Regions from separate parts of the Homo sapiens genome. Here all the other regions are linked to region 3. Evidence: chromatin contacts called from ENCODE Hi-C or POLR2A ChIA-PET data. All regions are on one chromosome and are shown on one strand. The core of a region is the stretch at or near the end of the contact, and the rest is flanking DNA. Distances in the headings are between cores, read along the strand shown.

What was found. Hi-C counts contacts between places; a loop is a spot of excess contacts on that map. ChIA-PET counts read pairs that join two places held with the same protein, here RNA polymerase II (POLR2A). Pooled maps may share reads with other maps.
Region 1: a loop to region 3 is called in a map of naive thymus-derived CD4-positive, alpha-beta T cell, with 17 times the contacts of the local background. The contact joins the promoter of CHAC1 here to the promoter of MGA in region 3. A Hi-C loop is called at or near these places in 1 of 168 maps with a recorded cell type or tissue (naive thymus-derived CD4-positive, alpha-beta T cell), 2 of 37 single-sample maps with no recorded cell type and 7 of 50 pooled maps.
Region 2: a map of tibial artery shows a loop between it and region 3 (7-fold over the local background). The contact joins the promoter of DNAJC17 here to the promoter of MGA in region 3. A Hi-C loop is called at or near these places in 1 of 168 maps with a recorded cell type or tissue (tibial artery), 2 of 37 single-sample maps with no recorded cell type and 6 of 50 pooled maps. POLR2A ChIA-PET finds 5 or more read pairs at or near these places in 3 of 52 experiments (Panc1, activated CD4-positive, alpha-beta T cell and naive thymus-derived CD4-positive, alpha-beta T cell).

Annotation. Positions count from the first base shown.
Region 1 is chr15:40,952,060-40,954,927 of GRCh38, reverse strand. It overlaps CHAC1 (ChaC glutathione specific gamma-glutamylcyclotransferase 1), which reads right to left and starts at 1,457. Exons shown (of 3, transcript NM_024111.6): 1 at 1,114-1,457; 2 at 665-700. The coding sequence starts at 1,344. RefSeq lists a silencer at 1,724-1,983 and an enhancer at 1,655-2,248.
Region 2 is chr15:40,806,124-40,809,323 of GRCh38, reverse strand. DNAJC17 (DnaJ heat shock protein family (Hsp40) member C17) reads left to right here and starts at 1,851. Exons shown (of 11, transcript NM_018163.3): 1 at 1,851-1,955. The coding sequence starts at 1,878. It overlaps ZFYVE19 (zinc finger FYVE-type containing 19), which reads right to left and starts at 2,235. Exons shown (of 11, transcript NM_001077268.2): 1 at 1,456-2,235; 2 at 84-205. The coding sequence starts at 1,734. RefSeq lists enhancers at 1,203-1,252, 1,883-1,932, 1,973-2,022, 2,483-2,572.
Region 3 is chr15:41,658,542-41,661,801 of GRCh38, reverse strand. It overlaps MGA (MAX dimerization protein MGA), which reads right to left and starts at 1,397. Exons shown (of 24, transcript NM_001400225.1): 1 at 1,277-1,397.

The sequences.
Region 1 (2,868 bases), core at 208-2,707, 710 kb after region 3:
AAAAAAAAAAAAGGCATAGTTGAGGCCAGGTGCAGTAGCTCATGCCTGTAATCCCAGCATTTTGGGAGGCTGAGGGTGGGCAGATCACTTGAGATCAGGAGTTCCAGACCAGCCTGGCCAATATGGTGAAACTCCGTCTCTACTAAAAATACAAAAATTAGCTGAGTGTGGTAGCGCATGCCTGTAATCCCAGCTACTCGGGAGGCTGAGGTGGGAGAATCGCTTGAATCTGGAAGGCAGATGTTGCAGTGAGCCAAGATTGCATCACTGCACTCCAGCCTGGGCAACAGAGCAAGACTCTGTCTCAAAAACAAACAAACAAAACAACAACAACAACAACAAAAAAAAAAAACAGTTGACAAAGTGGTCTAGTACCAGGGAAGACAGGATTCCTCCTCAAAGTGTGGTCCAGGATGTGGTGGCATCACCTGTAAGCTAGTTAGGAATGCTGTGTCTCAGGACCCATTCTCATGCTACTGAACTAAAATCTGCATTCTAACAAGATCCTCATGTGATTTGGTGAGAAGCACTGAGCTAGAACACGTTTCTACTCTGCCAGAGAAGCATCAGACAGAGCTAGCCTGCAGCCAAGAGCCTATGAGCTCTCTCTGCTGGTCCCCCTTCACACTGGGCCAGGGTTCCCCTTCATGATTCGGGCACTTACCTCATGATCTTCAAGGAGCGTCACCACACGGCCAGGCTAGGGAGGGAAGAAATATTTTGAAATAGACAAGTTAGAAATCAGCTCTGCCATCAGCAAGGAAACCTTTATCAATCCCGCTGACCCGGGCCTCCAAGTGCCCCACTCTGCATGCTGAGTCCCATTCATGCAGGGGAAGGTGGGGGAGCGATGCACGGATGTAGGAGAAACGTCCAGAAACACTGACATGTCAGTGGTCCCAGTTGGTGATCAACACAGGGATCCACAGGTTCACAGACTCCAGCCATCACAGTGATGCACTGGGCACATACATTTAAATGAGCCACAAACCCCAGACACAGGTTTACACATTTCTTTCTATTGGCCCAGAGAGCCCCGGACATTCCAGGGCACTGGCGCCCAGTATCCCGCCCCCAACCCCCTCACTCCCCTGGGCACGGTTGGATGCTCACCATCTTGTCGCTGCCCCGATGGAAGGTGTCTCCCTGCCAGAAACGGCGGCTGTAGCCGCGCACGAAGCCCACACGGCTGTCGCTGTAGGCGAAGTCGGGCCTCCACACCAGGGAGCCGTACCCGAAAATCCACAGCGCTTGAGGGTCGCCGTCGTTTCGGGGGAACTGAGCGGACGGCGTAGGGGACTGCGAGGTGGGCGGGGTGTTCGGGGCTGCAGACTCCTGCTTCATGGTGCCTGGCACAGGGATAGGCCCAGGCGGCCTCCGGGGCTGGTCTCCGGCGTGGGCACGGAAAGACCGACGGACGCACACACCTGGCCTGGCACCGCTCGGTAGCTCCAGCTGAGCGCCCCCCATGGAGGCGCCCTTTAAACCTTCTTGCCGGGAGACCACGCCCACCGCGGCCAGCTGCCGCGGTGATTGGGGTGGGGCAAATCCCCTTTTGGCCAATCAACTTCGGATTCTGCTTCTCACTTAACCGCGCCGCGGGCCCAGCGCGCCCGCTGATTGGTTCAGCTCCACCTCTGTGGCAAACCTGGCAGGAGTGATGCAACGGCAGGGGAGGTTTCTCCAGCGCCGGCATGCAGCAAGGGCGCCTCGGATTGCGTCAGGCGGCGGGCAGGGGGCACCCGCCGGGCCCAGGGCGGGCACCGGGCGGGCGTCTCCCCAGCCGCCCCCTCATGACCTGGGCCCCTTGGAGGTACGGCGAGCGAGTCCCAGGCGGTGTCAGCCCAGCCTTGCCGCTAGTGCATCTGGCCGAGTCCCTGCCAGCCTAGGCGGCACAGACTCAGTCCCAAGTCGAGTCCAGGGCACGTCCAGAAGGAGCGCTCTGGGCGTCGTAAACTTCCGTCTCTGGGGCCCCTCCTGAGATCATGCACTGCGGGAAAGCTGTCGGAGGCACCGTCCGCATTCCGCTCAAGTGCCTCACGCCGTTGGCCATTGTGAGCAAATGGAGAAACTGGGCCACGGGGCTGCAGGGGGTTCTGCAGAGACTGCGGGGCTGAGTTAGGTAGGCCAGGCGCCCGGAGCTTGCAGGCCTCACATGGGCTACGCCCCGGACCAGGTGTGGGACCCCTCGAGCCCAGGTAGGCTCGGGGAAGAGCCTGTTAGAGCGCTTGGACCGACCGGCAGTCACTTTGGAGGTGGTGGCTGCACCTGCGGAGAAAGGCTATAAAGATGCAAAAGCCAGGCTAGTCTTGCCCCCAAGGCGATGGGTTTAATTCTTCCTGGACGTGAGATTTTGCAGCAATGATTAATCCATAGGCACAAGGTTCCGGGAGCAGCGGGCAAGGAGGGCCCAGTGAGGCCCCCACAAGACTATGGCCAGCTACTGGTCTTCTCCCTCGGCTTCTGGCCTCCCAGCCGAGTCCACAGGCCGCCGGGGGTTGACCCAATACGCAGCAAGGGACTGCCCTCAGGGGATGTCACTGACTGTAAAAGGGAAACAGAGGCAGCTGAAGGCCTTCTCTCTAAACTGGCCAGGAGATGGCTGGCAGGGGCAATGTGCAACATGGCTTCTCATTCGATTCTAATTCAATATTTAAACTAAACGTGATCTTCACACTTCACATATTCATTCCGAAGGTGTCGCAGATATAAGTGGGAAACTTGCACAACAGTGTGTATAGTACAAAGCTATTTCTTTAAAAACAAAAAGTATTCGTGTAATAAATAATCTGGAAGAATATACCTAAACAGTTAGCAGAGGCTGGCACCAGAGGAGGACTTTCAGTATCAAACTTAAACAGTAATGAA
Region 2 (3,200 bases), core at 602-3,101, 850 kb after region 3:
CGCGACAGAGTACAAAGCTGTGAGGGCTGGCCAGATGCCCACTGCCATACTTGGCTGAACTTTCACCCATGCCTGCCTCTTACCTGGTCAGGACCTCATGGCATTGCTTGCAGACTTTCTGTTGGGTGTTCCCAGTCCGAGGCACTGCTGCACTGAAGCTTAGGCAGCCTGAACAGAAGGCCCTGCCACAATTCTTACAGCCGTACTACAAGAAACATGAAGCGGGAGATCCCCCTCTCACCCGCCCCTGCAGGCTGCTCCCAGGGACTCTCCAAGCACACACAGAGAGAAGTCACTGAAGTTATGACCAGCTGCTGGGAGGAAGAAGAGGAGTGGGGCCCCTAAGGCCTAGGGATGGTGAGTAAAGCAATTCCTCGGTTTCCAGTACCTTATTCAAGCCAAATGAAGGTTTATACAAAATTCCCATGCTTTCTACCCTGTCTTCAATTCCCTGACCCAGGGATGTAGAAGACAGATAGATAAAGCCCAGTATTTCAGGCCACTGACTCTTCCACAAAGGAGAATCAGAGAGACAGGGCAGAGCCGATGCCTCCTCTGCTCTTGCAGAGATGGAGGGAGGCTTGGCTCAGGATGGGCTAACAATAGCCTCCATTTATTAAGCACTTACTATGTGCCAGGCACTAAACCCAGTACTTAACATTCATCATGTGATTTATTCCTTACAATTTACACACATTATTTTACTTAATCTTGATGCCAACCGTGATTATCCTTATTTTGAGAGGGCCAGAGAGGTTACATAACTTATCCAAACCAAGGTCACCGCCTCAATAAGACAGCAGAGCTCAGATTTGAACGCTGACTCCAAAATCCAGGTTGGTGAATGCTGCACGGTCCTGCCTTCCTGCGTGACACTAATTTACTCCATCTAGTTCCCATCATCTCCTGGTCAGAATCCCTGGCCACAACTGAGGCAGAGGGAACCTGCAGTTTACCAGAGGAATCTGGCAGGTCTGTGATAGGGACAGGACAGTCAGCCTTCACCATGGTGCCCCGGAAGCAGGAGGAAGTGTGGTAATCTAACTCCAGCGACCTGGAGAAGGGCAGGCTGCGGGATGGGGAAGATTTCAGAGCAGAGGGAGTAACGGGCTTGGTGTGATGGACACCGCGCTTCGGAGGAGCAGGGTGGAGAGAAGAAAACCGCCAGATGCTACACTGGGCCGACAGAAAAGAGTAGCTTTGCAAAAACGACGGCAGCGCGCTTTACAGTTTATAGGGAACTCTCACCTAAAGCACTTCAGTGGACCCTCACATAAACCCTGAAAGCGAGAGAATGTTAGCCCCATTTTACAGAAATGGAAACTGAGGATCAATGACTTCATCAAAACCACACAGCTGGAAAGGAGCCGTAAGACCAAGTCTTTGGACGTTAAGTCCCGCGCTTTTCCCTCCTCTCCTCCCTGGCCCTGCAGCCCTCGGGGAGGGAAGACTCGCCTCCTTCTTGAAGAGGGTGAACTTGACAGCGCAGCCGTAGCACCTACTCTCCATGGTGGCTCCCAGCACCGCAGGGTCTGCAGAGCTGAGATCACGCCGGCCAAGTCCTGGGCCCCTTGGACCCTCACCCCAGCTCCGCCCTTCCCTTCCCTGCCCTGCCCCGCCCCACACGCCCACTGGCACTGTCCCGCCGCGACCTAGAGCAGGGAATCCGGACGCTCTCCTGCAGCCAGCGTACGGCAGCGGCGGCAACGGGGGCTGCTGGGAGTCGTAGTTCATTCACGACTGCCGGCCTCCCTCAGAGTCAGTCAAGCCTGACCCAGAACACAATTCCCAGAGGGCTAGGCGCCGCTCGGAGCCTGCAGTCCTCACGCGCGCTTAGACTCTTGGGAGTTGTAGTACGAATCCGTCAGGCCGGAACCATGGCAGTGACCAAGGAGCTCTTACAGATGGACCTGTACGCGCTGCTAGGCATTGAGGAGAAGGCAGCGGACAAAGAGGTGAGAACGGTGGCGAGGAAGGCTGATCTTGAGAGGTCTGGCGGTCCTTCCTGTCCTAGCGCCTCGGCCACTGCTGGCATCCGCTCTCCAGGTTCATTCGGGTCCTGGGCGGGGAGCGAGGGTCGGCGCTATGCCCTCCGCAGGCGGGCTCCCAGACATTTCCTGGACGGTCCGAGGGCCTCAAGAGGAAGCGGGGTACAGAGGGCTCTTCGCGCCGGGTGGCTGTGCTCTCCCCGTGGCCCCTGTCTCCTAGAGGCCGCGGGGCGAGGCAGCAAGGAACGCTAGCCTCCTCTGCGCCTGCGCAGTCTCGGCCTCCGTTTCCGCTTCTGCCTTGACTGTGACAAGAGGTGCCTCATTTCAGTCTCTTCTGCAGGCTGATTTAATTCTTCCACTAAGAGCCTAGAACGAAAGAAAAGTAAGATCTCAAAGCCTCTCCACTCCCTTTTCATGCCCCCTTGCCAATGTGACCGATGACCCTGCTGTCTCTATTTTCTTTTCCACTCAAGCCCATTGACTCTTTTCAAGTAGCTGATGCCCTTCTCAGCATGTGCTAGTTAGTGGGCTAAAAGCAGGAGGATCAGAAGGTTAAGGCAGATGGTATAGAGGTCCATGCTACCTTAGGTGGTGATAAAGATGCCAGGGAGTGAAACACTGATCAAGCTGGATTTAGGATTTCTTTTATCTCCCCCTGGATCATGGTGGTAGTTTTAACAATATACGAAGGAGAGGCGTTCATCAAATGAAAATTAGTGCCCAACTGAGCCGAGATCGCGCCACTGCACTCCATCCTGGGCGACAGAGCAAGACTCTTTCTCAAAAAAAGAAAGAAAGAAAGAAAATTAGTGTCTACTAGGCCGGGCGCGGTGGCTCACGCCTGTAATCTCAGCACTTTGGGAGGCCGAGGCGGGCGGATCATGTGGTCAGAAGTTCGAGACCAGCCTGACCAATATGCTGAAACCCCTTCTCTACTAAAAATACAAAAATTAGCCGGGCGTGGTGGCACACACCTGTAGTCCCAGCTACTTGGGAGGCTGAGGCAGGAGAATCACTGGAACCCGGGAGGCGGAGGTTGCAGTGAGCTGAGATTGCACCACTGCACTCCAGTCTGGGCGACAGAGCGAGACTGTCTCAAAAAAAAAAAAAAAAAAGGAAAAAAAAATAGTGCCCACTAATGTCCCAGTACTTCTGGGCTGCCCTGCTCATGGGGTGAGTGAGCTTTTGAGAAGAGGAAGCTCTGGGGCAGAA
Region 3 (3,260 bases), core at 148-2,647:
CGCCGCCCCCAGGCACTTTCCCTGCAGCCTAGCCGCGGCATCGTGCCCAAAAAGAACGAACAGAGCAAGCAGTTGTTAACCAGGGACTCAGCCGCATAAGCCTGGCAAGCTCTACAACAACACGCGCGGGTGGGCTCGAGACTTCTCATGATCCACGTGTTTGCTCCGGCGAGGCGAACCTTGGGAAAGTTATCTTCCCAATAAAAGAGTGCACTTTGGTTTCTCGTGTTGGTCTGCCATCAGTAACCCCTCCTTTCAGACCTCATTTACCCGTTCCTGCTTCCACCCCGGCCAGAGAAAGAAGGCATTCCCAGGGTTCGAAAGGCAAGGCAAAAATCTGTACAGCAAGACACTACCACTTTTGCACTCCCGACCCAGTCTGAAACGATCCCTAGTTTCCCCATATTCTTCTGACACATAGATCCCTCAACTTTGGCTACTGGAGCTTTGGGGGGGCGGTGGGGGGGTGATGTTAATGTCCCAGATACCTTGCACTGAGGGCAGAGACCTACTTGACCATTTAACAGAAACGGGAAACCCCATAAACAGAACTAGGTAAAAGGCTGCCCCACAGAGGAATAAAGAAAATAACACCTGCTCTTCCCACCTGTTTTCCCCTCCCTCATTTCTGCACTTACACACCACCGGTCCTTTGTTTACCAAGTCCCCACTCCTACAGCTCACTTCCTCGCCCTCCTTTATTAAACTTGACGTCCTGCCTCAAACAATTTGGCCGGAAATTACTTGTTAGAAAAGACGTTTGCACAGGTGTCAAAACGCTGCGCCAAGTTCTCAGAAAAGCGACGCCGACACCGTTTCCCTTGGAGTTCTAGAACCACGAGACCTAGGCTCTAAACTGAAAAGCGCGTAAGCGTGGCTCTCGACCTAGAGCCCGGCGCCGGGCGAGAAGTCGTCACGCGGACCGTACCACGCGGAGCGGCACCCCACACACGCGAGGGCAGGGCCGAGCCATGGGCGCTTCTCACCCCTCCCGCCTCGTGGCCGCTCTCTCTGGCGTCGATGTTCCCAGTTAGGTAGCTGAGCGACGCGGAAGTGAGGCCGGGGACGCGCGCGAGGTGACATGCGCAGCCTCGCTCAGGGACCACAGGGGCGCGCCAAAGGCGGCCCTGCGCAAGGCCCGGCCTGGCGAGGGCGTGCGAAGCTCTCTCAGCGGAACGTTTCTCACGCCGTTCAAATACACAAGAGCTTCAAACTCTCGAAAAACTCCAATCGGGCCAGTACTAAGCGATGCCCTCCACCCAGGCCCGAGAGTTACCGTGCGGGGCGTGGCCGGCCTCACCCGGAGTCCTTCACATCCCGCTGGGGGCGGGTTATTCTGTTCGGTTCGCACACCGTGTGTCCGCTCCAGCTGAAGAGCCTGCGCGCGCGCACCGGACGTCCACGTCACCGCGCACGCGCTCCTACCCGCTCGGAGCCCGCCGCGCAGGCGCAAAAGGAGACGCGAGCAGCACCTCCCTGACCCCTCCCCCAACACCAGGAGTCCAAACGGCCCCAGAGCAGCAGCAAGACCCTTGGGACCCGCCCCCCGAGTGGAAGCCGCTGCTTTTCCGGGTCCCTGCAACCCAGAAAAGCCTACTGAAGGTTCTAGAACCAAGAAAGGCGAGGCAGGAGGGAGGCACCTAAACTCCTCAGGCTTGCACACGAAGCCTTCGTGGAAACTGTGAAACCAATGCCCGGCGGGCCTTTCTCAACTGTGCCTTTCACCCTTTCCCTAGGGCTCCTCGCCGGCTCCGCCCCGGCCGCGCCCAGCCCCACCCACACGGGGCTCCGCAGACCCCCAACCTCCACAAGCCCGTCAAATGAATCTGAGGTCTTCCACCCCGGAGTACCGGGGCTTGGACAGCTCCAGAGCATTGGGAAACCTTGAAGCCAAAGACCTTGAGAGACGGATGGTCGAGTTTACAACATCCACAACCGAAGACGACTAGGAAAATGGGGAGGAGACCGAAAGACTCAGTGCGCAGTTGGAAAGCGAAGAGTTGCCACTAAATTGCCGGATATAAAGATGAAAGATATCTTGATAAAACAGGGAAACGATGCAGGAGTGTGTTATCTAAGCTTTAGTGCCTTGATCCTGTGCATTCAATTTTTGTTTCTTCAAGACATTTAAGCTATGAGGTGCAAAGAAAGTATTAGTGAATATCTATTATGTGTCAGGCAGTTGCTGAAGTAAATCAATGGACAGTATTTCTCCTAACCTTCAAAAAGTAGTTTTCTTTCTCCTTCTCTACTCCTTACCAGCTGTTCTTTCTTCTGTGCTCCTGACACCAGTAAAAAGGAAGCGTAGTTTCTTAAAAGGCAAAAAAGAAGTAGGGAGTAGGAGAGCAGATTTTGTGGTCAATGATCCAAAACTGCCTTCTTTGATAAGAATTAGCAAGCACTGAGAACCTACTACGTGACATGCTATGTGACAATACAAAACACTATGAAGGAGAATGAGAAGACTAAGGAAGGAGTCAACAGAAGGAGGCTTATCCAACACTACTGATCTGACCTACTTTTTACTTAGGAAGGTCATATTTCTCTACACTTTGCTCTTCCTGAGGAGATATACAACAACATTGACAGAAACTGCTGGAATAGTCTGAACTAGAAAACGTGTAGGCTACTTTAGAGACTTCTGAAGGCATTCTGAAACCCCAAGTCAGGCACGGTCAGCAAGAGCATTCAAGATCCTAGGCAAAATTGAAAAGTAACAGTTTAACACCTTCCTCCTCTTCCCTGAACCCAAGAACTTCTTTCCTACAAGCTGCCCTGTCAGAATCTCCCACCTTACCAAGAATGCCTTCCTCTCAAGGATCTGAGGTTTCCTCATAAAAATTTTCCATTTTCTGGGGAAGAAGTAAATTTATGTTGATTTAGCATTAAAATATATGATCATAAGGTGTGAATGACTGGTTAACAACCATGCATCCCCAAAGAGACAAGTTAACCCAAATGATCTCTCTAACTGGGGGATCTGTGAGGACAACTTGGGAAGAAGGGGAATGGAGATTCTCTTTTGGTACTCCTTCCCTACACCAGGCAAACATATAACTAAATACTAGATACTTTAAAAAAACAAAACAAAAAAAAAACGCTGAACTTTGAAGATTCAGTACTACAGATCTCGGTGGGAGAGGAAAACTATCCATAGTTTTTCAAAGTGGAGTCCGCCTAACCTAGAGAGGTCGGGAGATGTCAAGAATCTGAGGGTCCTATGAGAACTTTTAAGTGTTTTTAGATGATATTCTAAAAAT